2 separate regions of the Homo sapiens genome follow, and region 2 is linked to region 1. A link is a loop called in an ENCODE intact Hi-C map of the cell type or tissue named here. Cell type or tissue: heart left ventricle. All regions are shown on one strand. Each heading gives the region's core, and the rest is flanking DNA. Links, peaks and the distances in the headings are about the cores only. Region 1 has its middle 31 kb from the start of HLA-DPB1. Region 2 has its middle 13 kb from the start of HCG25.

Region 1 (9,556 bases), core at 597-8,596:
TTCGCAAGCTATACATACAAAAAAGGACTAATATCCAGAATCTACAAAAAACTCAAACAAATCAGCAAGAAATAAACAAATACTCCCATCAAAAAGTGGGCTAAGCAGAGGAACAGACAATTCTCAAAAGAAAATATACAAATGGTTGACAAACATATGAAAAAATGCTCTACATCACTAATTATCAGGGAAATGCAAATCAAAACCACTATGTGATACCAACTTACTCCTGTAACAATGGTCATAATTTAAAAATAAAAAAAAAAATAGACGTTGGGGTAGGTGTGATGAAAAGAGAACACTTCTATGCTACTGGTGGGAAATTAAACTAGTACAACCTATGGAAAACAGTACAGCGATGCCTTAAAGAACTAGAAATAGATCTACCATTTGATCCAGCAATCCCACTACTGGAGGAAAAAAGCCATTGTATGAAAAAGACACTTGCACACACATGTTTACAGCACCATGATTCACAATTGCAAAAATATGGAACCACCCCAAATGCCCATCAGTTAATGGGTGAATGAAGAAAATGTGATATATATATATGTGATATATATATATGTGATCTATATATATATAGATCTATATATATATATATATATATAGATCACATATATATATATATGATCTATATATAGATCACATATGATATATATGTGATCTATATACCTTAGAATACTACTCAGCCATAAGAAAGAATGAAATAACATTTGCAGCAACCTAGGGGGAATTAGAAACCATTATTTTAAGGGAAGTAACTCAAGAATGGAAAACCAAATATTGTATGTTCTCACTTATAAGTGGGAGCTAAGCTATGAAGACACAAAGGCATAAGAATTATATAATGGACTTTGAGGACTTCCAGGTATGAGTAGGAGCTGGGTAAGGGATAAAAGACTACACACTGGATACAGTGTACATTCCTCAGGTGATGGGTGCACCAAAACCTCAGAAATCACCACTAAAGAACTTATCCATATAACCAAACACCACCTGCTCCCCAAAAACTATTGAATTAATTTTTCAAAATGATTTTTTAAAAAACTTTTATTGGAAGGACCCTCCGGAGTTCTGAGGAGGAGGCCTGAGCATATGTGGGGAAGGCACAGATGAACACATAGGAGGGATCTCTAAGAAAACAATGGCCACCAGGTCACTGCTAGACTCACCACAGGGCCTTCTAAACCAGGGGGCCCCTCCACGAGCATACCCTGTGGAGTCAAAGGTTAAAACTCACAGGTGACAGGGCCAGCACACTAAACCCCACTTGCTTCTCCTCTTTCCACCACCTCAGCCCTGTGACCAGCATGACTTACAGGTTCCAGCACTGCAGGCTCTCTCTTCTCTCCCTTCAGCCCCCGGGGCCCATGGGCAGCCTAAGGGAGACACACATGTAACCCCAGTGGGGCCCATGAGCAGCCAGGACACCAGGCCTGCCCCCATCTCAACTCCAACCTCGATTTTGGGTCCTCTGGAGACCAGACCAGCCCTACCCACAAGCCCCACAGGCTTCCTCTAAATACTTCTGTTCACAAAACTCTCATGCCTGCCAAGGAGATCTCAGGGTTCCCTGCACCCCAGTTCTCAGTCCCACCTCAGCAAACACAACCTCTCCAAATCCTGAAGAGCCTCTTTCAGAAAGAGGACTTTGAGTCTTTCAGTCTTTCTCCAAAAAAGAAAAGGTATATGCCCTTATGCACAAAATTTTATTTAGAATTTGAAGGAGTTCAAAAATGTAAAAACCCTGCACAGGTTAAGTATCCATACTCCAAGTAAATTTGGAGAGCATTTCCCAGAGATATTCCAAACTCAGGCCTCATAACTGCCTTTTGCAAAACATACAGTTCTTGGGCTCAGTTATCCAAGCCCCAGAGCAGCCCCCTACAATGCACCCCACAGTTCCTCTCCCAGCAGGATGCTTTGCCCTTCTTCTGGCCCTCATGTACACTCCAAGCCAACCAGTTCCCTCCCTTGCACACCTCCATTCAGATGCCTGTTCCCAAATCCAGGCCATAGCCAAGATAAGGGTGGGGAGAAGGTGAAACATTCACCACCACCCCAACTCCCCAAAACAAAGATCTTCAGAATGCCCCTCTCCACCTTCATCCTGACAGCAATGATCCGTTTCAAAATTCTCCCAGATCCCACATCAACCCCAAAGACCCAGACAGCAGCATAAAGGAAAGGCAGCAGAAGCTCACGGGTGCCAAGAGCAGGAGGTGTGGGATGCAGCAGCAGGGTAGAAAAGGCAGCCATAACTGCAAGGCAGGCAGAAGATGTAGCAGAGTAGACAGGAAGCAGTCCAACTGACAGAGAATACTGGAAGATATGAGAACAACTAAGGGACACAAAATAAAATGACAAACACTTGGATGCAAGAGTGATGCCAGGGCCAAGGAAAATTAAACATGGCCAAGATGGCCACAAAACAAACTGGACAAACAGGAAGTGGCTGTACAGACAGGAAGCAGCCAAGAAAAGAGGATCTGGGAAGTGAACCTTCAACAATATGGCTACCATGACCCAGAGTGAAAAGAAAGGCACAAAACAGGTACAATGGGACTCCTGCAGAGGGAATTATGCATGCAAGGCTTAGTGGGTAGATGAGCGGGAGGTACAGAGTAGATGGAATCAGATGAGTGAATAGATAGATGGGTGGAATTGAATACATGGTTGAGTGAACGGTTGGATGTGAAGTGAGTGGGTGAGGAGATGGGTGCATGAGTGTATTGAAGGAGAGAGTGGTTGAGTTCCAGGAAGGATAATGGATAGATGGGTGGCTGAACAGATGCATGCATCCTTGTATGCATGGGTAGATGGGGTGTGTGAGTGGGTGGGTGAGTGAATAGATGGATGGATAAGTTGAAGAGGACAGATGAACAAAAGCATAGTCGAATAGATGTGTGTAAAGAAGGGGAGAGTCATTAAGCAGGGGGAGGATGGACAGGTGAGTGGATATAAGCCTTCATGCATGAGTAGATGGGTAAGTTTGTGATGCATAGGTGGGTAAATGGTTGCGGGAGTGGGTGGTGGATGTGTGCGTAGGTGGACTGGTGAATGAGTGGATGGATGGGGTGGATGAGGAGAGAGATAGGTTCAAGGGATGGATAGATGGAGAGATGAAGACTGAAGGATAGAATAAGTGGCTGTGGACAGTCCTGCCACATAAGTGGACATCTAGTTATTCTGCAGAGATCAGCAGTCCTGAAGATAGGAAATGCAAATCAAAATTCACAAGAAAAAAAATGAAGGCTTAGGAAATAGGAACATTGCATACTGGGGCCAGAAGAGGAGTGGGCACAAAATAAGGGACCAGAAGTCACTCCTTTCTCTGATTTTTGTGGTAACCTCAAAGACTTTCTTCATCTGGGATACAGGCACCAACAATTATCACCCCACAGGTGTCCAACACTGGACTAGTTCTTCAGGGGAGAGGCCGGGTGACTCACATCTTGCAGTCAACAATGAGGGTGACAGACTGGCCCTTCATGGCCATAGCCACAAGGTGCCACCTGGTCATGGAGTGAGAGGTTCAAGTGACTGACTGAAGCAGGGGCGTCAACAGGGTTGGAGATCTGTTGATGAAAGTTGAAACCAATGACGATGAGAGCAGTAATCACAATAGCTGCCATTTATCAAGTGCTTACAGTGCAACAAACACTGTGCCATCACTTTCTCACTTGTTTGTGCCAATTCTATTTACTGTCCATCCTAAGATGTAGAAACTGAGGCTCAAAAAATTTAAGTAACTTGCCCAAGGTACAGGCTAACACAACTTGCAGAGAAGGATGCACTCTAAGCCCAAACTCTGGGCTAGAAGTGACTGAACTTTGGGCAGTGCGTAGGTGTGTTGTGGCCAAAAGAAGGAACAGGGTTTCACAGTTTAGAGCGTACAGGTTCTAGGGCACTTTCTCACAAAAGTGTGGGCCAGGCAGACCAGAGGAGCAAATAGACTTACTTGCCAACTACTAGGGTGAGGCCTCAGAAGACGGGCTAAGCAGGTTGAAGTCGTCCAGTCTGATCCTCATACAGGAAGCTGACAAGTTGGCCTGGCTCCAGGCTCAACTGTTGGACACCTGGGCACTGCAGAGAATCAGGAGGGGAGCTTGGAGACCAGGACGGGTCCAGAAAACAGTCAGGAGAAAGAAATCTTTAGGAAATCCTCCTGGTACCCGAGAGAAATACACACAGAGTGAGAGGCAAAGAGAGCCACCACCCCTTTCCTCCTGGTGTCTGATTCCAGACCCCACCCCATTACCTCCCTCACCGTGTCACTACACTTAGGAAGAGGTAGAGGGTGGGTGTGCTGAGTTGGGCAGTTTATGACACTCAGTAGATAGACAGATACCCCTTGCCCTCCAGACACCATCAGGGAAGTAGGGGAAACTCAGGCCCAGGAGCAAATCCACAGGGGGTGCACCTGGGAGAGTCCATGAGGGTCAGGGGAAGGGACACGCCCTCAGGAGGGAATAAATGGGGGACTTTGTCTCAGAAGGGAGTGCAACTTGCACTTGTGGTCACAGAGGGCTGCTAAGAACTCCTCAACAGGACAGTTCAGTTATGGAAACTGGGAAGGGGTAAGACTAGGAAGAGAGGAGGCTGGAGAAGTGTGTGATGTCGCTGAACAGTGTGCAGCAGGAGGGAAGGGGTGCAGATGAGAAGAGAACTTGAAGGGTCAGCAATTCCATCAGCCTTTGGGGTAGAGAGCACATGAATTGAGAAAGAAAGCTGAGATATAGCTTGTAAAACAGCTGGAATTCAGATCTCTCCTAAGTCCTCTTCCTTTCACATATTTTGTCACCTGCCTCGAGACACACACAGTTACTGTCATCCCTGGGTTCAGTACTGTAAGCCCAGACCCATCTTCCCTGCTCCCTTTATACCTGATCCTCCTATTTCTCTGCCCTGTTTAGGTCCCAGGCAGAAGCTAGGTGGTCATCTCTGTGCCCTCTCTGGTCCTCCAGGTGAACAGAACTTAGCATTCAAGGAGTTCCCTAAAGTCAATTAATTTCACCCCCAAACCCCAGCTGACTTTGAGGGCATCCGCATGCATCATGTCGCCAACATATCCTGACAAGGGGAAGGGCCACATTTCTGAAGCCAGAGAAGAAGCTCAATTCTGGAATGATGGGGATGAAGGAGAAATAATTGCTCACATTATGTAAAACTGCTCTCTGAAAGGATTTCAAAACCAAGGTAAGATTTCTGAAATGACTTCTGTTGAACTTCTGACTCCACTCTACTTCCTCCTTCCTGGAAATCTTTACCTCCTTGGCTTATGTGCCAGTATATTCTACTAATTCTTCTGCCTCTCTGCTTCTCCATTTTCTTTGAATAGTTCTCTTTTGACATTTTGTTCATTATATATTTTCCATTAATTTAGATTTCTTAAGATATTTCATTAAAATATGATTGACTTTTATTACTGAGTTCTTTTGGTATCCTCCTAAATTTTGCACCTAAGGTAAGTGCATCCCTAGTCCCAGCCTGGCTTTCCACACTGTCTCTTAATATCTAACATTCTCTATTTATTTCATTCATTTCATGTAAATAATTGTAAATCCTTATAGATAGAATTATAAATGTGTGTAAACAATGAAAAATTGAAAACAGAGAGAATATATCCTATGTCCTACTGGATATTAACATATACTACAATGTCATAGTAAAAAAATAGTATCAAAAGCCTACTATATGTCGAACATTGTTAGATGCTAAATATTCAAATAAAAGTAAGACATAGGTCTTGTCCTCCTGATGTTTACAGTTCACAGAAGAGAACACAAGTGACAAGACAACAGCAGGCCCAGATGGATAAGTGCAGATATGGGGCAGGCACAAGATGCTGCTGTCAAGGCATCAGGGAAGGTTTCCTGGGGAACAGATGGCTTCAATGTAGGCAGTCCGAAAACAGGGCAGAAGCCACTTCTCACACAGGAGGAAGCAGGTTCAAAAGTGTGGGCCCAGTGTGGCAATGACATATCTGAAGAACTTCAGCTGCTTCAGTATGAATGGAGCCAGCTTTGGATGTGGAACAGCAGCAAGAAAAAAGGAAAAATAGACAGGCAGGGGCTGGATCATGACAGATGTTACATGCAAAGCTCAGGAGTGGCTACTCTGTCCTGGAAGTCATAAGGAATCATTGAAGGATTTTAAGCAGGAGAGTGATGGCGCATTTGCAATTTAGGAAGATCACTACGGCAACAGTGGGCAGCATGAGTGAAAGAAGTTGGTTCAAGAGGCAAGACTAATAGTGCCTGAACAAAGAGTGAGGAAATGGGCATAGGAGTAAAATGATGGAAGAAGAGGACTTAATTTGATTGACATTAAAGGGATTATTGGTGAGTGATGTCGGTGGCATCCGACTTAGAAAACTCCCAGATAACTCTTATTCCTAGACTGGCCAATGCAATCATCTCTTTTGTGTGTGTGTGTGTAAGTGTGTGTCACTTTTCTAAATTATTTTGATTGACAAAAATTATTTATATTTATCATGTATAATATGTTGTTTTGAAATGTATGTACATCATGGACCGGCTACATCAAGCTAAAGAACTTATGGCTCACCTCACATACTTATTTTTTGTGGTGAGAACACTTAAAATCCACCCTTTTAGCAATTTTCAACAATACATTGTTAGCAACTATAGTCCATGTTATACAATAAAACTCTTAAAATTATTCCTCCAATCTAAATGAAATGTATCTTTTGAAATGTATCCTAAATGAAATGAAATGGATGTATCCTTTGACCAACATCTCCCCAACCCAATGCAAACATCTTGATTCCATTCATTAAAAAGGGTAATGAGAGAAGACAGCCTGACTGAGAGAAGAGACTGAGTTCAGTGTGGGGCTATTGCACTTAGAATGTCTAAAAGTTATCTAAGGAAAAATAATATGTAAACATTTTTGTATGATGGGTGGTCTCAGTAGAGGAGTTTAAGCCAGAGAACTGAGAGTCATCAAGCATAGGTGCAGGTTAGATGAGCTTTTCCAGGAAGAGTGCCAAAAATCAGAAATGCAGGGATCTCAGGGTATGATGAGAGAACATAATAATTAAGAGGAGATTTCAAAGGATGATAAGGAGGATTCAGTAAATAGGAGAAAAATAAGGACAGAGTAGCTCATTAGAAAGAAGTGGATTATGGTGCAAATATTATCAGTAACTCAAGTCAGAGGCACTGACAAGAACCCACTGGATTTGACCTTCTACAGAGGTTTCTGATGGCCGTGATGAGAGGATCCTCAGGGGTGTACTGGAGACAAAAGTCAGAAGCTTAGCTCCAAGTGTGAGGACACAGAGAGAGTGTCTCTAGGGTAGGATGCAGACTGAAGGCAAGGTTGTTTTTTATTAGTTGGTTCATGGTTATGTTGCTTTTTTCCCCCGTAGGTTATAGTGGTACAGGTAGTATTTGGTTACATGAGTAAGTTCTTTAGTGATGATTTGTGAGATTTTGGTGCACCTATCACCTGAGCAGTATCCCTTGCCCCCTCCCACCTTTCCTCTCAGGTCCCCAAAGTCCATTGTATCATTCTTATGCCTTTTCATCCTCTTAGCTTAGCTCCCACATATCAGTGAGAATATATGTTTAGTTTTCCATTCCTGAGTTAGTTCACTTAGAATAATGGTCTCCAATCTCATCCAGGTCGCTGCAAATGCCATTAACTCATTCCTTTTTACGGCTGAGTAGTATTCCATCATATATATATCACAGTTTCTTTACCCACTCGTTGATTGATGGGCATTTGGGTTGGTTCCATGATTTGTGATTGTGAATTGTGCTGCTATAAACACGTATGTGCAAATATCTTTTTCATATAATGACTTATTTTCCTCTGGGTAGATGCCCAGTAGTGGGATTGTTGGATCAAATTATAGTTCCACTTTTAGTTCTTTAAGGAATCTCCTCACTGTTTTCCACAGTGGCTGTACTAGTTTACATTCCCACCAGCAGGGTAGAAGAGTTCCCTGATCACCACATCCACACCAATATCTACTGTTTTTTTATTTTTTTATCATGGCCATTCTTGCAGGAGTAAGGTGGTATCACATTGTGGTTTTGATTTGCATTTCCCTGATCATTAGTGATGTTGAGCATTTTCTTATGTTTCTTGGCCATTTGTATATCTTCTTTTGAGAATTGTCTATGCATGTCCTTAGCCCACTTTTTGATGGGGTTGTTTGTTTTTTCTTACTGATTTGCCTGTGTTCATTGTAGATTCTGGATATTAGTCCTTTGTCAGATGTATAGATTGTGACTACTCTGTGGGTTGTCTGTTTATTCTGCTGATGGTTCCTTTTGCCGTGCAAAAGCTCTTTAGTTTAATTAAGTCTCAACTATTTATCTTTGTTTTTATTGAATTTGCTTTTGGGTTCTTGGCCATGAAATCCCTGCCTAAGCCAATGTCTAGAAGGGTTTTTCCAATGTGATCTTCTAGAGCTTTTATAGTCTCAGGTCTCAGGTTTAAGTCCTTAATCCATCTTGAGTTGATTTTTGTATAAGGTGAGAGATGAGGACCCGGTTTCATTCTCCTACATGTGGATAGCCAATTATCCCAGCACCATTTGTTGAAAAGGGTGTCTTTCCCCACCATATGTTTTTGTTCGCTTTGTCGAAGATCAGTTGGCTGTAAGTATTTGGGTTTATCCCTGGGTTCTCTATTCTGTTCCCTTTGTCTATGTGCCTATTTTTATACCAGTACCATGCTGTCTTGGTGACTATGGCAGGGAACGTGAGCTTTTTCCCCGCAATCCTATACTGGCCCCTTCTACTGCATAATTATTTTCTTCTCTTGAATTTTACATGCTAGTCTTCTATTTACATTTTAACATTTATATAAACAAATGATGCCACTTTTACATTTTCTTTATTAGATTAGGAGGTCGTACAGGATCACATTTATAGGTCTTTAAATTAAGGAGTAATATTCTTTGAAAGTTTATGAAACTATTCAGTATAAACACCACAGAATCAGATGTTTTGGAAAATGTAGGGTCTTTTATGACATTTTTTCATTTCTTCCTCATTCACTGTATAATTTTTAGTCTCATTTTTCCAAAGCAATTACAGATCCGTTGATCTAATTTGACCTTAAGAGCCCTGCTGTAAAGGCAGGTCATATCATCCCCATACTGAAGACAAAGAACTGAAGTCCAAGACAGGCAGTGTCCTTCAAGCTGCATACTTCCATGGTAGTGTAGGTGGTGTGTCCATGCTCCCAGGTGTAAGGCCCCTAGACTGAGCCCTGCTGACCCTGATGACAGTCCTATGGAAGGAGCCAGTATCCCCCGCACATCTCAGGACTCACAGACATGTGGGAGGAAGAAAATATGAATGTGCACTAATCTGAAGCACGGCCTTGAACAAAGGCAAAACAGACTCCAGGCCTCATTTTCAGTTCTGGGATGGATACTCTAATCTCTCTAAATCATGCCACTGAATGACCTTTTACACATTGAGATAGCATTTCTTCCACACCAGGCCATGTCCTGTGGGTGTGTGAGGTGTGGCAGAATTGGGGAAATGATAATCCCTGTAGGTGGGCC
Region 2 (16,623 bases), core at 5,820-13,819, 130 kb after region 1:
AAAACTGAGAAGACCCAGACTCTTCCTTCAATGATCTAGATCAATTTGCACCTCAAATTCCTGTAAGGGCCAGGCAAGTAATGTGCCAAGTGCCAAGGGAAGGCTATAACAGGCTGGAGGGCACCCTCCCCTCCTAGAGGGGCAGCAGCTCCTGGTCCAGCGTTGCCGCATAGGAATTCAGAGCTGGCACTGCCGTGATAAATTGAAAATCTCAATTTTTCTGTAAAATCACTCTTTTTATTTTTCCTTTTTTTTTTTGGCAGGATCTCACGTTGTCACCCAGGCTGGAGTACAGTGCCATGATCCCAGTTCACTGCAGCTTTGACCTCCCAGGTCCAAGTGATCCTCCCATCTCAGCCTCCCAAATAGCTGGGACTACAGGTGTGTGCTGCCACACCTGGCTAATTTTGTATCATATACATATATATATAAACATACACATACACATATGTATATATACATGTATACATATGGGTTCAAGCATTCTTCTGCTAATTTTTTGTATTTTTAGTAGACGTGGGGTTTAACCATGTTGGCCAGGCTGGTCTCGAACTCCTGACCTCAAGTGATCCACCCGCCTTGGCCTCCCAAAGTGCTGGGATTACAGGCATGAGCCATCGCACCCAGCTAATTTTTTTAGTTTTTGTAGAGAGATGGTCTCACTATGTTGTCCAGGCTGGTCTCAAATTTCTGAGCTCGAGTGATCCTCCCACCTCAGCCTCCCAAAGTGCTGGAATCTCAGCCATGAGACACGGCATCTGGACAAAATATAAATGATAATGAATACACATCAATATTTTAAATCAAACACATTTAGATAAAGCTGACTTTTTGCCTGCTTTTTTTTGAAATTTTGGGCTGGGCCCAGTAGCTCACACCTGAAATCCCAGTGTTTTGGGAGGTCAAGGTGGGCAGACTGCTTGAGCCCAGTGTTTTGAGACCCCCCTGGGCAACATGGTGAAATGCCATCTCTACAAAAAATAGAAAACTTAGCCGGGCATGGTGGCACACATATGTGGCCTCAGCTACTCTGGAGGCTGAGGTAGAAGGATTGCCTGAGCCTGGGAGGTTGAGGCTGTAGTGAGCCATGATTGTGCCACTGCACTCCAGCCTGGTGACAGAGTGAGACCCTGTCTCAAAAAAATATATACATATTTATTAATTTTTATTATGTATTGCTATGGCATAAATGTTTGTGCCCCCCTAAAATTCATAAATTGAAACCTAATCCCCAATGTGGTGATATTAAGAGATGGGGCCTTTAGAAGGTGATTAGGTCATGAGGGGCCTGTCCTCATGAATGGGATTAATGCCGTTATAAAAGAAGCCCAGGCTGGGTGCGGTGGCTCATGCCTGTAATCCTAGCACTTTGGGAGGCTCAGGCGGGCTAATCATTTGAGGTCGGTAGTTCAAGACAAGCCTGGTCAACATGGAGAAACCCCATCTCTACTAAAAACACAAAAATTAGCCAGTCATGGTGGCAGGCATTTGTAATCCCAGCTATTCAGGAGGCTGAGGCAAGAGAATCACTTGAACCCTGGAGGCAGAGCTTGCAGTAAACCGAGATCACGCCACTGCACTCTAGCCTAGGTGACACAGCGAGACCCTGTCTTAAAAAAAAGAGGCCCAAAGGAGCTTGTTTGCCCCTTCCACCCGTGAAGATGCAGCAAGAAGGCGCCATCTATGAAGCAAAGTGTGCCCTCACTGGCTACCAAATCTGCTGGCACCACCTGCTTGGACATTCTAGCCTCCAGAACTGTAAGCAGTGTTTATTATTTATAAATTGCTCAGTGTAAGGTATTTTGTTATAGCAGTCTGAATGGACTAAGACAGATAGTTTTATAAAAATTAAACTACAGTTGGCATTTTGTATCTGTAGGTCCACACCTATGGATTCAACCAACTGAAGAATAAAAATATTTTTAAAATATATATGGCCAGTCCGGGCGCGGTGGCTCACGCCTGTAATCCCAGCACTTTGGGAGGTCAAGGCGGGTGGATCACAAAGTCAGGAGATCAAGACCATCCTGGCTAACGCGGTGAAACCCCATCTCTACTAAAAATGCAAAAAAATTAGCCGGGCATGGTGGCGGGCACCTGTAATCCCAGCTACTTGGAAGGCTGAGGTAGGAGAATGGCGTGAACCTGGGAGGCAGAGTTTGCAGTGAGCTGATATCCTGCCATAGCACTCCAGCCTGGGTGACACAGCAAGACTGTCAGAAAGAAAGAAAGGAAGGAAGGAAGGAAGGAAGGAAGGAAGGAAGGGAAGGGAAGGAAGGAAGGAAAGAAAGAAAAAATAATACAAATAAAAAATACAGTATAACATATATTTATACAGCATTTACATTGCGATAGGCACCATAGATAACCTAGGGATGATTTAAAGTATGTGGAAGAATGTGCATAGGTTATATGCAAATACTATGCCATGTTATACAAGGGGTTTGAACATCAGTGGGGGTTTTGGAATCAATCCCTGGTGAATACTGAGGATGATTGTATTCATAATCTCGTATTCAATGTCCATCTATTACAACATAAAGAATCAATATCATACTTCACAAGAGTTATATCTAGACCTACATGTATTCAATTTTTTTTTCAATAGGCTTTTGGGGAACAGGTGGTGTTCAGTTACATGAATAAGTTATTTAGTGGTGATTTCTGAGATTTTGGTGCCCCCATCACAGGAGGAGTGTACACTGTAAATGTGTAGTTTTTTATCCCTCACCACCCCTCCCACCACATGCATATAAATTTAACAGTAATAAGGATTGTTTAATACAGCAACATGTTCCTCAGCTATCCTTTGCAACTGTTGTAAATGCAGCACAACATACATCCATACCTCTAAAACAAAGAGAAACAAGAAAAACCACACTCAACACTATTGGGAAATGATACTTTGTCATGCTATTTGAGAGGTAATATTTAACAAGCTGGTTAAAGTGATTTCACTTACATGTTTCCACTGCTTAAATCCTCCCTACACTCCAAAGCAGTACATGCTTCAGAATCCAGGCAGAGGCACAACCTCAGATTTTCACAGAATTGGCTATAGTCATCTTTTGTTTCCAGGATACAGGGCAAGAGATTACAGAAGTCACCATTCCCCAGGGCTTGAACGGCGTTGATTACAAGAGCAGATGTGTAAGATTTCAGGTTGTGCTGTTCCAGCACTGACAGCAGATCAGTGACAGAGGTGCCCAGGTGTCATGTAATAAATGTGTGTGATAAGTTGTTTGTGATAGGTGAATCCCCCTAAAGTATGTGGGCCAGGGCAGGGCCCCTGTGGTTCAGATCTGAGGATGATACTGCTTCTGTGGGAAGATCATGACTTCTGTTTCAAATATGCTAAGTTAAGCTGGGCACCGTGGCTCATGCCTGTAATCCCAGCACTTTGGGAAGCTGAGGCAGGTGGATCACCTGAGGTCAGGAGTTTGAGACCAGCCTGGCCAACATGGTGAAACCCCATCTCTACTGAAAATACAAAAAGTTTGCCGGGTGTCGTGGCGGATGCCTGTAATCCCAGCTACTCCGGAGGCTGAGGTAGGAGAATCACTTGAACCCAGGAGGCGGAGGTTGCAGTGAGCCAAGGTCTTGCCACTGCACCCCAGCCTGGCCAACAAGAGCGAAACTCTGTCTCCCAAAAAAAAAAAAAAAAAAGCTAAGTTAGTAATACCTTTGGGACATCCAAGTAGGGATGCCAGGCAGGAAGGTGGTCAAATCTGGAGATTTGAGGCAAGAGATAAATTTGAGAGTAACCAGCTGATGGGAACTGAAGCCACAGGACAGGTGTGATCCCCTAGAAGGAAAGGGTAGCATAAGAAGAGGAGGGTCCAGGACCGACCTCTCTTGATGAACTCCAATATGACCAGGTGATTTCAGTCAAAGGCGGAGTGAGCCGGCTGAGGGGTGGAAGAGCAGCCGATGGAGGGATGGGAGGAAGCCAGAAGAGGCCAAATCCTGGAGGCCAAAAAACGACAGTGTTTCAAGAAAGAACTGGCCAGCAACGTCAGCTACTAGTGGCAGTTCAAGTAAGAAGAAAACGAAACAATGGACTTAATGACATAAAGTTCATTGCAAAAAAACATTTGAGTAGCAGCAAGGTAGAGATAAACACCAGCCTGAAAGGGTCGAGCAGTGAGTGGAAGTGAGAGAATTTTGCCCAGTTTTTTTATTATGAAAAATTTCAAACATACAGAAAACTTGAAAATATAATACAATATTGTTTGTATGTCGATCATTTTACTTAGATTTAACAATTGTTATTTATACATATATACAAATATTTATATATTATATATATACAAACATATATATATACACACACATATATATATGGTTCTTTTTTTTTTTTTCCAAGACAGGGTCTCACTTCATCGCACAGGGTGGAGTGCAGTGACCTGATCATAGCTCATCTCAGCTTCAAACTTTTGGGCTCAAGCGATCCTCCCACCTCAGCCTCTCAAGTAACTGGGGCCACAGGTGCATGGCACCATGCCCGGCTAATTTTTAAATTTTTTGTAGAGACAAGGTATCGCCTTGTTGCCCAGCTGGTCTCAAACTGGACTCAGGTGATCCTCTTGCTTTGGCCTCCCAAAGTTCTGGGATTACAGACATGAGCCACAGTGCCAAGGCCTATATACGTCTTTGTGGGCTTGTTTTTAGTTTTTTGTTTTGAGATGGAATTTCGCTCTTGTTGCCCAAGCTGGAGTGCAATGGCGCGATCTCGGCTGTACGCAACCTCCGCCTACTGGGTTCAAGCAATTCTCCTGCCTCAGACTCCCGAGTAGCTGTGATTACAGGCATGCGCCACCACGCCAAGCTAATTTTGTATTTTTACTATAGATGGGGTTTCTCCATGTTGGTCAGGCTGGTCTTGAACTTCCGACCTCAGGTGATCCGCCTGCCTCAGCCTCCCAAAGTGCTCGGATTGATTACGGGCATGAGCCACTGTGCCCAGCCCTTTTTTTTTTTTTTAAACATAGAAATTGTTGAGTGACTACTAAAACATTCTTGGACCATATGAAAATATAGGAAAGCATGTGCTTCACACCTAAGTACCTCAGCATGCATCTCCCAAAAATAAGGAGATTCCATAACCACAATACGTAATCACAGCTAAGAAAATAATGATCATGGCCAGGCACGGTGGCTCACACCTGTAATCCCAGCATTTTGGGAGGCTGAGGCAGGAGGATCACAAGGTCAACAGATTGAGACCATCCTGGCCAATATGGTGAAACCCCGTCTCTACTAAAAATACAAAAATTAGCCGGGCGTGGTGGTGCATACCTATAATCCCAGCTACTTGGGAGGCTGAGGCAGGAGAATTGCTTGAACCCAGTAGGGACAGGTTGCAGTGAGCTGAGATTGCGCCACTGACCTCCAGCCTGGTGACAGAGCAAGACTCAGTCTCAAAAAAAAAAACAAAATTAGAAAATAACGATCATTTCTTCACTTCATCTGATAGCAGAATATACTCAAATATTCCCCAGTTAGCCTCAAAATGTCTTTTATATATATATTTATATATATATATATCTTTCTTTTTAATTTCTTTCCTTCCTTTCTTCTGTTTTTCCTTCCTTCCTTCCTTCCTTTCTCTCTCTCCTCCCTTTCCTTCCTTCCTTTCCTTCTTTCTTTTTTGACTGGGTCTCACTGTCACCCAGGCTAGAGTGCAGCAGTGCAATCACAGCTCACTACAACCTCCACCTCCCAGGCTCAAGTGATCCTCCCACCTCAGCCTCCTAAGTAGCTGGAACTACTATTTAGGTGTGACCCACCACACCTGACTAATTTTTGTATTTTTTTTTTTTTGTAGAGACAGGGTTTTTCTCTGTTGCCCAGGTGGGTCTTGAACTCCTGAGCTTAAGTAATCCACCTGCCTTGAACTCCTGAGCTCAAGCAAAGTGCTGGAATTACAGGCGTGAGCCACTGCATCCAGCCTATGCATATATTTCAAATCAGGATCAAATCAAGGTACATGCGCTGCATGCATTGTGTTCCTCTTGGAGGGGTGTGGATCTGGTGACAGATGGTTGAGGGAGCTCACCTCTGATGACTTTCATTTTCTCTGTGACATAAGAGGGAGGTCATCAAGTGAGCATGAGGTGAGAGACAGAAGAGCCTCAGAGGTTCAAGGATCAGGGAGGTTTAACGTAGCCATTGACCAGAGTGATGTGGTTGGGCCACTAAACAATTCTGGGAGCCTCCTTAGAGTTCATGATCATGAGTGAGGAGTGGGAACCATTTCCTGATTGTGTGATTTCCCCCACCACCACCAACAGTTCTTGGCTATCAGAGTAAAATCCTGAAGAAAACAGATCACTGGGCTCATCCAGGGTTGGGGTTTTGCCACTTGGGTACAAAGGATGAAAATACAGAGGGGAAGGGGAGTTGGCGACATTGTCCAGAGAGGTGTTGAAATGAAGGGTTGTGGAGTTGAGCTGAATAGGGAGGGGCTCATAAGCTGGAAGACGGAAGGCATCATTGATCCAAAGGTCCTAGGAGACTGAAAATTGGTTGCGAGGAGGGCAGACAGACTGATGGACAGACGGTTAGGAGGTGGGGGCCAAGAGCAGGCTGCTTGACTGATTCTCAAGGAGGGGCTCTTTCAGGTGATAAGGTCCAGGGTATGACAATGAGAATGTGTGGCCGAGTTGGAGAGGAGAAGATTCTTGGGGATTAAGTGGCCAGGTTATTGAGAGGTCAAGTAGGGAATGGATCCTCCAGGTGGACAATGAAGTCTCCCAGAGGGAGGACTCAATGCAAAGACAGACGGTCAGCTGGGCCAGCGTTCCCCTGAGTGAGGTGGAGGGGTCTGGCAGACAGTAGCAGTGAGAAAGGAAGAGGAAAGTTTAGCCTAATTGCAGTGCCTGGAAGGCCGCGGGTTATTTTAAACTAGAGTTGGGGGCTGGGGGAGGAGTAGTCCGGAGGCAGCAATCTGAAGCCAGGAGAGCACCCTCAGCTGTAAGAAAATCAACAGCTCTCATTTCAGAAGCCTGCAAAGGAGGTAGTGCCCTCAAGGGAGAGTTAAATTTCACTTAACGCCAGGAAGTGGAGGGAATGCTCCAAGGAGAAGCTAAGGGTATGAGGGGGGCTACAGTTTATTAGAGGGCACAGGCAGGTTAGGGAGGGGGAAAGTGGAGGGCTGAGTCAGAGCCAGAAGGTACAGAGTGTCATGGAGACACAGTGCAATAGAGTAGGTGGGCTTGGGAGTTTATGTTTTCACTATGAAATGATAAAAACAAGGACAGGAGGCAGGCTGGATTTCACCCAGTTAGTTTCTTGGAAGCTGTAAAAAGTGGCGTTTAAGAATGTAGCCTTGGCCAGGCACGATGGCTTATGCCTGTATCCCAGCACTTTGGAAGGCCAAGGCAGGCGGATCGCTTGAGGTCAGGAGTTTGAGACCAGCATGGCCAATATGGTGAAGCCCCGTCTCTATTAAAAATGGAAAAAACAGCCAGGAGTGGTGGCAGGTGCCTGTAATCCCAGCTACTCGAGAGGCTGAGGCAGGAGAATTGCTTGAACCCGGGAGGCGGAGGTTCCAGTGAGCCAAGATCACGCCACTGCACCACTCCAGCCTGGGGGACAGAGCAAGACTCGTCTCATTAAAAAAAAAAAAAAAAAAAGAATGTAGCTTCAGGCGGGGTGCAATAGCTCACGCCTCTAATCCCAGCACTTTGGGAGGCCAGGAGTACAAGACCAGCCTAGCAAACATGGTGAAACCCCATCTCTACTAAAAAAAATACAAACATTAGCCAGGTGTGGTGGTATGCACCTGTAATCCCAGCTACTTGGGAAGCTTAGGTAGGAGGATGACTTGAGCCCAGAAGGTGGAGGTTGCAGTGAGCCAAGATGGTGCCACCACACTCCAGCCTGAGCAACAAAGCCAGACCCTGTCTCAAAAAAAAAAAAAAAAAAGAAAAGAAAAGAAAGAAAAGGAAGGAAGGAAGGAAGGAGAGAGAGAGAAAGAAAGAAAAGATAAAGAAATAAAGAAAGAAAGGCAGGCAAGAAAGTGGCTTCTAAAGCAGAACTGGCTGCATTCCAATTCCAGCTTTGTCATGCACTAACTGTCCTGTCTATAACCTTGGCAAGGTCTCTGGGCATCAATTTCCTCTCTGTAAAATGGGGATAACACTAGTACCCACCTCACAGGGTTGCTGTGACAATTCAAAGATGCAATGTGTTAAATGTTGATATGGTTTGGATCTGTGTCCCCACCAAATCTCATGTAGTCCCAGTGTTGGAGGTGGAGCCTGGTGAGAGGTGGTTGGATTATGGGAGTGGATTCTCACGAATGGTTTAGCACCATCCTCCTGGTGCTGTTCTCATGATAGAGAGTTCTGGCAAGCTCTGGTTGTTTAAAAGTGTGCCGCACCTCCTCCCTCTCTCTCGGCTCCTGCCATGTGAGAAGGCTCGCTCCTCCTTTGCCTTCTGCCATAATTGTAAGTTTCTGGAGACCTCCCCAGAAGGCAAGCAGATGCCAGCATCATGCTTCCTGTAGAGCCCACAGAACCATGAGCCAATTAAACCTCTTTTTTTTTTTGAGATAGGGTCTTGCTCTGTCGCCCAGGCAGTGGCGCAATCACAGCTCACTGTAGCCTCTACCTTCTGGTCTGAAGCAATTCTCCCACCTCAGCTCCCCAAGTAGCTAGAACCACAAGCACATGCCACCATACCCAGCTAAGTTTTGAATTTTTTATAGAGACGGGTTTTTGCCATGTTGCCCAGGCTGGTCTCAAACTCTTGAGCTCAAGTGATTAACCCTCCGGCCTCAGCCTCCCAAAGTGCTGCTAGGATTACAAGCATGAGCCACTGTGCCCAGCAAACATCTTTTCTTTTCTTTTTTTCCGAGACGGAGTCTTGCTCTGTCACCCAGGCTGGAGTGCAGTGGCATGATCTTGGCTCACTGCAACCTCTGCCTCCCCGGATCAAGTGATTCTCCTGCTTCAGCCTCCCAAGTAGCTGGGATTACAGGTGCTGGCCACCATGCCCGGCTAATTTTTGTATTCTTAGTAGAAACGGGGTTTCACCATATTGGCCAGGCTGGTCTCAAACTCCTGACCTCAAGTGATCCACCTGCCTCAGCCACCCAAAGTGCTGGGACTACAGGCATGAGCCACCGCGCCCGGCAACCTCTTTTCTTTATAAGTTACCCAGTTTCAGGTATTTCTTTATAGCAGTGCGAGAAGGGACTAATGCAAATGTTTACAACAGTGCGCAAATATTTATAACAGTGCTTGGGCTGTCACCTCAGACACACTTGGTGGAGCCTTGCAGGCCCAGCAGAGCAGCCTCTTTGATTACCTGAACCCTGCCCCTGGCTAGGTAGGAAACATGAAGTGGATGATAATGATGACTTGATGAGCAGTTGTGAATGCATAAATTATATGGAGACACTAAGGACTGCAACAGACAAGAAGATCTCAGTGACAAACGGGTTATTTAGGGCAGCAGCCAACTGACTCCCACAATGAGTGGGATCTGGACAAGAAGGCGTGGTTTCCCAAGGCCACTGAAGGTTTCATTGCTACATACCCAGCCAAGTGTGGCTTTTCTAATGGTGGGGCATCTAGCTCTCCTGCAAATGTACAAAATGTCAATGCTAGGAATGCAGAATTTCTGCAAAGAAAACCCCCCAAACCCACTGATCCTAAAAACAGGGGAGATAAAAGAAAAATGGAATGAGGATAATTTCATGTTGAAGAAGACAGAAATACAAATGTCTATATATCTGGTTTGCCTCCAGGAGAAATCCTCAGAAGACTTCAAAGTCAAGCTTTATGAAGATGATCAAAGAAATCTTAAAGGAGATGCGCTTTGCTGTTACTTGAAGAGGGAATCTGTGGGCCTTCCATTAAAGCTTTTGGATGAAAATGAAATTAGAGGCTGTAGGCCAGGTGCAGTGGCTCACGCCTGTAATCCAAGCACTTTGGGAAGCTGAGGCAGGTGGATCACCTGAGGCCAGGAGTTCGAGACCAGCCTGGCCAACATGGCAAAACACCGTCCCTATTAAAAATACAAACATTAGCCGGGCATGGTGGTGCATACCTGTAGTTCCAGCTACTCAGGAGGCTGAGGCAGCAGAATCGCTTGAACCCTGGAGGCAGAGGCTGCAGTGAGCCGAGATCATGTCATTGCACTCCAGCCTGGGCAACAAGAGTGAAATTCCATCTCAAAAAAAAAAAAAAAGAGGTTACAAGAAGAAGCTGTCACTACAACAAAAGCTGTTGGTCTGGGGATCTGCAAGGGAGCTGGGCCATCCAGAAGGTACCATAAGCAAGTTGTCATAATCAAACATATGTTTCATCCTATGGATATTTTTGGTTGTTTTGTTTGTTTTCTGAGATAAGGTCTCACTATTGCTCAGGCTGGAGTACAGTGGCGTGATCACAGCTCACTGTGCAGCCTCAACCTCCTGGGCTCAAGGAATCCTCCTATCTCAGCTTCCCAAGTAGCTGGGACCACAGGTGTACACCACCATTCCTGGCTAATTTTTTTAAAAAAATTTTTGTAGGCCGGGCATGGTGGCTCACACCTGTAATCCCAGCACTTTGGGAGGCTGAGGCGGGTAGATCACGAGGTCAGGAGTTCGAGACCAGCCTGGCCAACGTGGTAAAACCCTGTCTCTACTAAAAATACAAAAATTAGCTGGGCATGGTGGTGGATGCCTGCAATCCCAGCTACTCGGGAGCTGAGGCAGAGAGTCGCTTGAACCCTGGAGGCGGAGGTTGCAGCGAGCCGAGATTGCACCACTGCACTCCAGCCTGGGCGACAGAGTGAGATTCCGTCTCAAAAAAAAAAATTTTTTTTTGTAGAGAAGGTGTCTCACCATGTTTCCCAGGCTGGTCTTGAACTCCTGGGCTCAAGAGATCTGCCCCTTGGCCTCCCAAGGTGTTGTAGTCACAGGCATGGGTCACTGCACCCGGCCCATCCTGTGGATTTTAAGGATGATGAGTTGGTGCTAAATGAGCTCAGAGAACTTTCAGTGCTCAACATTGAGACCAATGAGGAATGTTTTGTTTGACAGACTCATGGATGGTGTGGACTCTGTGTTCTGGAGGAATGCAGAGGAAACGGATTATTATATTCAAGTCCTCCTTGGAAGGTGGTTTGTTGACCCAGACATGGAATAAGGTTACAGACTATTAGGTTCAGGGGACCTCAGGAAAAAGGAGGAAAATCTAAGGGGATGGGAGGCTTTCCTCAGTGCCTGTGAGGCCAACAGACACTTTCAATCTCCAATGTGTGTATGCTTCAGAAAGGGCAAGATGTTGGCTGTCCTTTCACTCTCCACCAGCTGAAATGTGGTCTCTTCCCATTATCGCCATTCTGACCACTCTTCCCAAGTCACAGACACTTCTCAGATGCCAAACCCAAAAGGCGTGGCTGAATTCATTTGCATCAACTCAGGCAATGAATTTGGGAGGAGAGTTCGCTTGTCAGAACGTAAGAACGTCACATTTTGCAGTTGGTAATGTGGAGTCTAGGGACCCTTGGAATCACTTCCCTAGCTGATCGCCAGCACACCCTCTTTCATTCATTCAATCACACTTTAGCTTAGGTGCAGCTGGGAAGGGACTTCGCGGATGTAATTAAAGTCACAAATTGGTTTATCTTGAGGTAATCCAAAGGGAGACTGTGCAGGAGAGGTCTGACTCAATCACATCCAAAGCCTTCAGTGGTGGCTGGAGAGGAGAAAACACATTTCTGCACTTAGGAACCTCCTTTCTCACCTCAATTCTAGCAGCTCAGATGAGGTGTCAGCTCCCTGCAGGCTCTGGATGAGTCCGTGGGGCCACAGAAAAAAGAACTGCAGAAAACTCAGGAATAAAAATGGAGACAGTGACACTTCCAAGTAAAACTACTAGAAGTCTTCAGAAAGTAAGGCAAGAAAAGGAAACTTGAGGACCAGAGAAGCTGCCAGGCCAGTTCATTAAGCCTTGGCTTGACCAGGAAATCCAGTGTTTTCTTGAAGGATGGAAAATCTGGAGATGAAGAATGGGAATCATGTACTGTCAAACGCAGTTGCCAAGGGGTTCAAGCCCAGGGGTGTGAAGAAGAGCTGAGACCTGCCTACAGATGCCAAGATTGCAGGGCTCATCCTGGACTATTAATGAGACCATCCAGAGGCCAAGGAGCTTACAGGGCTCACCTTTGGGGATACTGGCCCAGCAGTGCTGCAGATCCTACCCTGAGTAGAGTGACATGAGAACTGGGCTGGGGGAGTTGAGGAGAAAAGGAAGTCTCAAAGGCTCTGTGTGTTTGTGTGTGTGTGTGTGTGTGTGTGTGTGTGTGTGTCTGTGTGTGTGTGTGTAAACTGGAAATGGTTAAACTCCCCTGTGTGCAGTGGCATACCAAGCAGGGTGGAGTGGGGGGAGGAGGCTACACTGCAAGGGGTATTTTGTCACTAACATTTTTTTATAATTGCTGGTGCGCAGTATCAATAAAAAGTTGGCTTCAGGCTGGGCGCAGTGGCTCACACCTGTAATCCTAGCACTTTGGGAGGGTGAGGTGGGCAGATCACCTGAGGTCAGGAGTTCAAGACCAGCCTGGCCAACGTGGTAAAACCCCGTCTCTACTAAAAACACAAAAATTAGCCTGGCGTGGTGGTGTGTGCCTGTAATGCCAGCTACCTGGGAGGCTGAGGCAGGAGAATCACTGGAACCCGGGAGGCAGAGGCTGCAGTGAGCCAAGATGGTGCCACTGCACTCCAGCCTGGGCCAAAGAGTCAGACTCCATCTCAAAAAAAAAAAAAAAAAAAAAGTTGGTTTTAGAATTATTTTTAAATTCTCCACAGACAATACACCTTCTTATTACCTGCACCTGGAACAACCATCCCCACTCCCTGCCCATGGTAAGCTGCAGCCTGTGTGTCCTATGTGGGTAAACAGTCCAGCTCTACCAGATTGTAAATGGGGTTGGGGGGTCGGGGTAGAGGGCATGGCGAGTAAGGATTATTTTTCGCATAATAACAGTTTTATGCAGCATGGTTTTGTACAAGAGAAGTGTTTTCTAAATATTTGGCAAATAAATGAATAATTGAATTTGAGTAATAATGAAGAAAATATAAGCAGGAATTTTACAAGAAGACCTTTAGTTTAAACAAGAAGAAAGCAAGCCAGGCACGGTGGCTCATGCCTGTAATCCCAGCACTTTGGGAGGCTGAGGTGGGTGGATCACCTGATGTCAGGAGTTCAAGACCAGCCTGGCCAACATGGTGAAACCCCATCTCTACTAAATATACAAAAAAATAGCTGGGCATGGTGGTGGATGCCTGCAATCCCACCTACTTGGGAGGCTGAGGCAGGAGAATCACTTGAACCCGGGAGGCAGAGGTTGCAGTGAGCCAAGATTGTGCCACTGCACTCCAGCCTGGGTGACAGGGCAAGACTCCGTCTCAAAAAAAAAAAAAAAAAAAGAAGAAGAAGAAGGCATTCCTAATTACCCTGGTTGTAAGATAATACAAAACAGGAAATGACAGCATCATTAGAGATTTAAGGTTTCTTAACTTTTTACGTCTAGGACAGGTTTTGGAAGTCTGGTGAAGTCTGTGGAGTGTCAGAATAATCTTCAACTGCATAAAGTAAAATAAATGGGATTACAAAGGAAAACAATCATATTGAAGTACAGTTGTCAAAATGAAACAAAATGTGTAAGAAGAAGATCTAGTGGTGAGTCTAACCACTACCACTAACTACAAAGTAACCGTGAGCATACATGACATTTTGAAATTTCTGCAACTACTGGAAGATGACACAAATGTGTAAATTCTATTAACAACAGTCACATGTACTACAAATACCGGTGTAGGTTTATTGCCTACATTTATCATTGGAGAAAATGCTAAATTTCAGTTAGAGATTAGTGAAAATGAAATGTAATTTTCTCCTATTTTTGTTTGCCCTTTGGGATCCTGGATGAAGAGCCCTGCATTACACTGGGCACAGTGGCTCATGCCTGCAATCCCAGCTACTAAGGAGGCTGAGGTAGGAGGATCGCTGGAGCCTAGGAAGTTGAGGCTACAGTGAGCCGTGATCGTGCCACTCACTGCACTCCAGCCTCGGCAATAGAGCGAAACCCAGAAAGAAGAAAGAAAAGAAAAGAGAGAGAGAAGGAAGGAAGGAGAAAGAAAGAGAAGAAAGAAGAAAGGAGGGAGGGAGGGAAGGAGGGAGGAAGGAAGGAAGGAAAGAAGGAAAGAAGGAAGGAAGGAAAGAAGGAAAGAAGGAAAGAAAAGAATGAAAGGCCAGGCACGGCAGCTTACTCCTGTAATCCCAGCACTTTGGGAGGCCAAGGCAGGTGGATCACCTGAGGTTGGGAGTTTGAGACGAGCCTGACCAACAAGGAGAAACCCCATCTCTACTAAAAATACAAAATTAGCTGGGCATGGTGGCACATGCCTGTAATCCCAGCTACTCGGGAGGCTGAGGCACGAGAATTGCTTGGCCCAGGGAGGTGGCAGTTGTGGTGAGCTGAGATCGTGCCGTTGCACTCTAGCCTGGGCAACAAGAGTGAAACTCCGTCTCAAAAAAAAAAAGAAAGAAAGAAAAGAAAAGAAAAGAAAGAAAGAAAGAAAGAAAGAAAGAAAGAAAGAAAGAAAGAAAGAAAGAAAGAAGAAAGAAAGAAAGAAAGAAAGAAAGAAGGAAAATAGCTCTGCATGAGAGCCAGTGATGTCTCAGAGTGGGAAGGAAGCCAGGTCAACATGTTGCCCCTACCAACAAGCCCTTAGGTTGACAGGAGGTGCCTCTCCCAGCTTTACATTCAGAGCCAACCTCCCCAGGAGGCTCTTTTCCATCCTAAGCCTTGTTTCAGGGATCAGGGAGTGGCAACTCTCCACATGCCTGCATGCTTCCATCTGAACCAATGTTGAAGGCTCTTCTACTATTCAAAGCCCCTAAGGATGTAACATTTGGAGAAAATATGCTAAAAAGACCTGGTACTCAGAGACAATTTTCTCCAAATGTTTGAATGGGAGCATCAAATGAGTCCCCAGCCTTGAAGGTTGGGTTGGTCTGGGGAGGAAAACTAATTGTCCTTTCAGCTCAGCTATATCATCAGTCCCAAGGCAGACGTTCAGAAGATTCTTTTCTAGTTCATAGGGAAAATGACACTTAATCCTATGAGAGCCCCAAAGGCAGAGGACATGGGATGTGGTATCAGGAACCTGGAAGACATGCTTTTGCAATGGGGTACACAGCACTTAAGTGAGGGAAACCACCAGGAAGTGGCACTGGCCCTGGAATTCCCTTCATGTCACACAGGGACAGAGAGGAAACTAACATTTTCTAAGGACTTATTCCATACCAGGGGCTGCACATTCTGTGTCTTATATCTATTACAAACTGTTTCTTCATAAGGCAGGTGATTTGTTTTTCTTTTCTTCTTTTCTTTCTTTTTTTTTTTTTTTTTTGAGACAGGGTCTCCCTCTGTCACCTGGGCTGGAGTCTAGTGGTGCCATCTCGGCTCACTGCAACCTCTGCCTCCCCAAGCAATCCTCCTGCCTCTCAGCCTCCGGAGTAGCTGGGATTACTGGCATGCACCACCACACCCAGCTAATTTTTGTATTTTTGGTAGAGACAGAGTTTCGCCATGTTGCTCAGGCTAGTCTCGAACTCCTGTGCTCAAGTGATCTGCCCACCTCAGCCTCCCAAAGTGCTAGGATTACAGGCGTGGACCACCATGCCCTGCCTGTTTTGTGATCTGCCCGCCTCGGCCTCCCAAAGTGCTGGGATTACAGGCATGAGCCACCACGCCTGGCTAGTGCCTGTATGTGTGTATGTGTGTGTGTATGTATGTATATATATATATATATATATATATATATATATATATATATATATATATATTTTTTTTTTTTTTTTTTTTTTTTTTTTTTGAGACAGAATCTTGCTCTTTTGCCCAGACTGGAGTGAAATGGTGTGATCTTGGCTCACTGCCAACTTCTGCCCCCTGAGTTCAAGCAATTCTCCTGCCTCAGCCTCCCAAGTAGTTGGGATTACAGGCACCTGCCACCATGCCTGGCTAATTTTTGTATTTTTAGTAGGGACAGGGTTTTGCCATGTTGGCCAGGCTGGTCTCAAATTCCTGACCTCAGGTGATCCACCTGCCTCAGCCTCCCAAGTAGTTGGGATTACAGGCGCCTGCCACCATGCCTGGCTAATTTTTTTATTTTTAGTAGAGACACGGTTTTGCCATGTTGGCCAGGCTGGTCTCAAATTCCTGACCTCAGGTGATCCACCTGCCTCAGCCTCCCAAAGTGTTAGGATTACAGGCGTGAGCCACCGCACCCAGCCTTTTCATATATATATATATATATATATACTTTTTTTTTTGAGACAGAGTTTCGCTCTTGTTGCCCAGGCTGGAGTGCAATGGCGCAATCTTGGCTCACCACAACCTCCTCTGGGTTAGGGCAATTCTCCTGCCTCAGCCTCTCGAGTAGCTGAGATTACAGGTATGTGCCACCATGCCTAGCTGATTTTTTATATTTTTAGTAGAGATGGGGTTTCTCCATGTTGGTCAGGCTGGTCTTGAACTCCAAAACCGCAGGTGATCCGCCCACCTCAGCCTCCCAAAGTGCTGGGATTACAGGCGTGAGCCACCGCGCAGGGCCTC

Evidence for each region. Peaks named below come from ENCODE experiments on the same cell type or tissue, not always from the same donor. Only the 100,000 strongest peaks of a DNase experiment are listed, where the experiment ranks them.
Region 2: it touches region 1 in a loop (4-fold over the local background); 66 of 110 quality-filtered maps call a loop at or near these places.

What each region holds. Positions count from the first base shown.
Region 1 is chr6:33,102,616-33,112,171 of GRCh38, forward strand. It overlaps the pseudogene COL11A2P1. Among named protein-coding and RNA genes, the nearest start is that of HLA-DPB1, 31 kb to the left of the region's middle. In heart left ventricle, for the core only: no CTCF peak of the experiment used is centred there; no DNase peak of the experiment used is centred there; H3K27me3 peaks cover 612 bases.
Region 2 is chr6:33,228,454-33,245,076 of GRCh38, forward strand. No RefSeq gene overlaps it. Among named protein-coding and RNA genes, the nearest start is that of HCG25, 13 kb to the right of the region's middle. In heart left ventricle, for the core only: no CTCF peak of the experiment used is centred there; no DNase peak of the experiment used is centred there; H3K27me3 peaks cover 3,221 bases.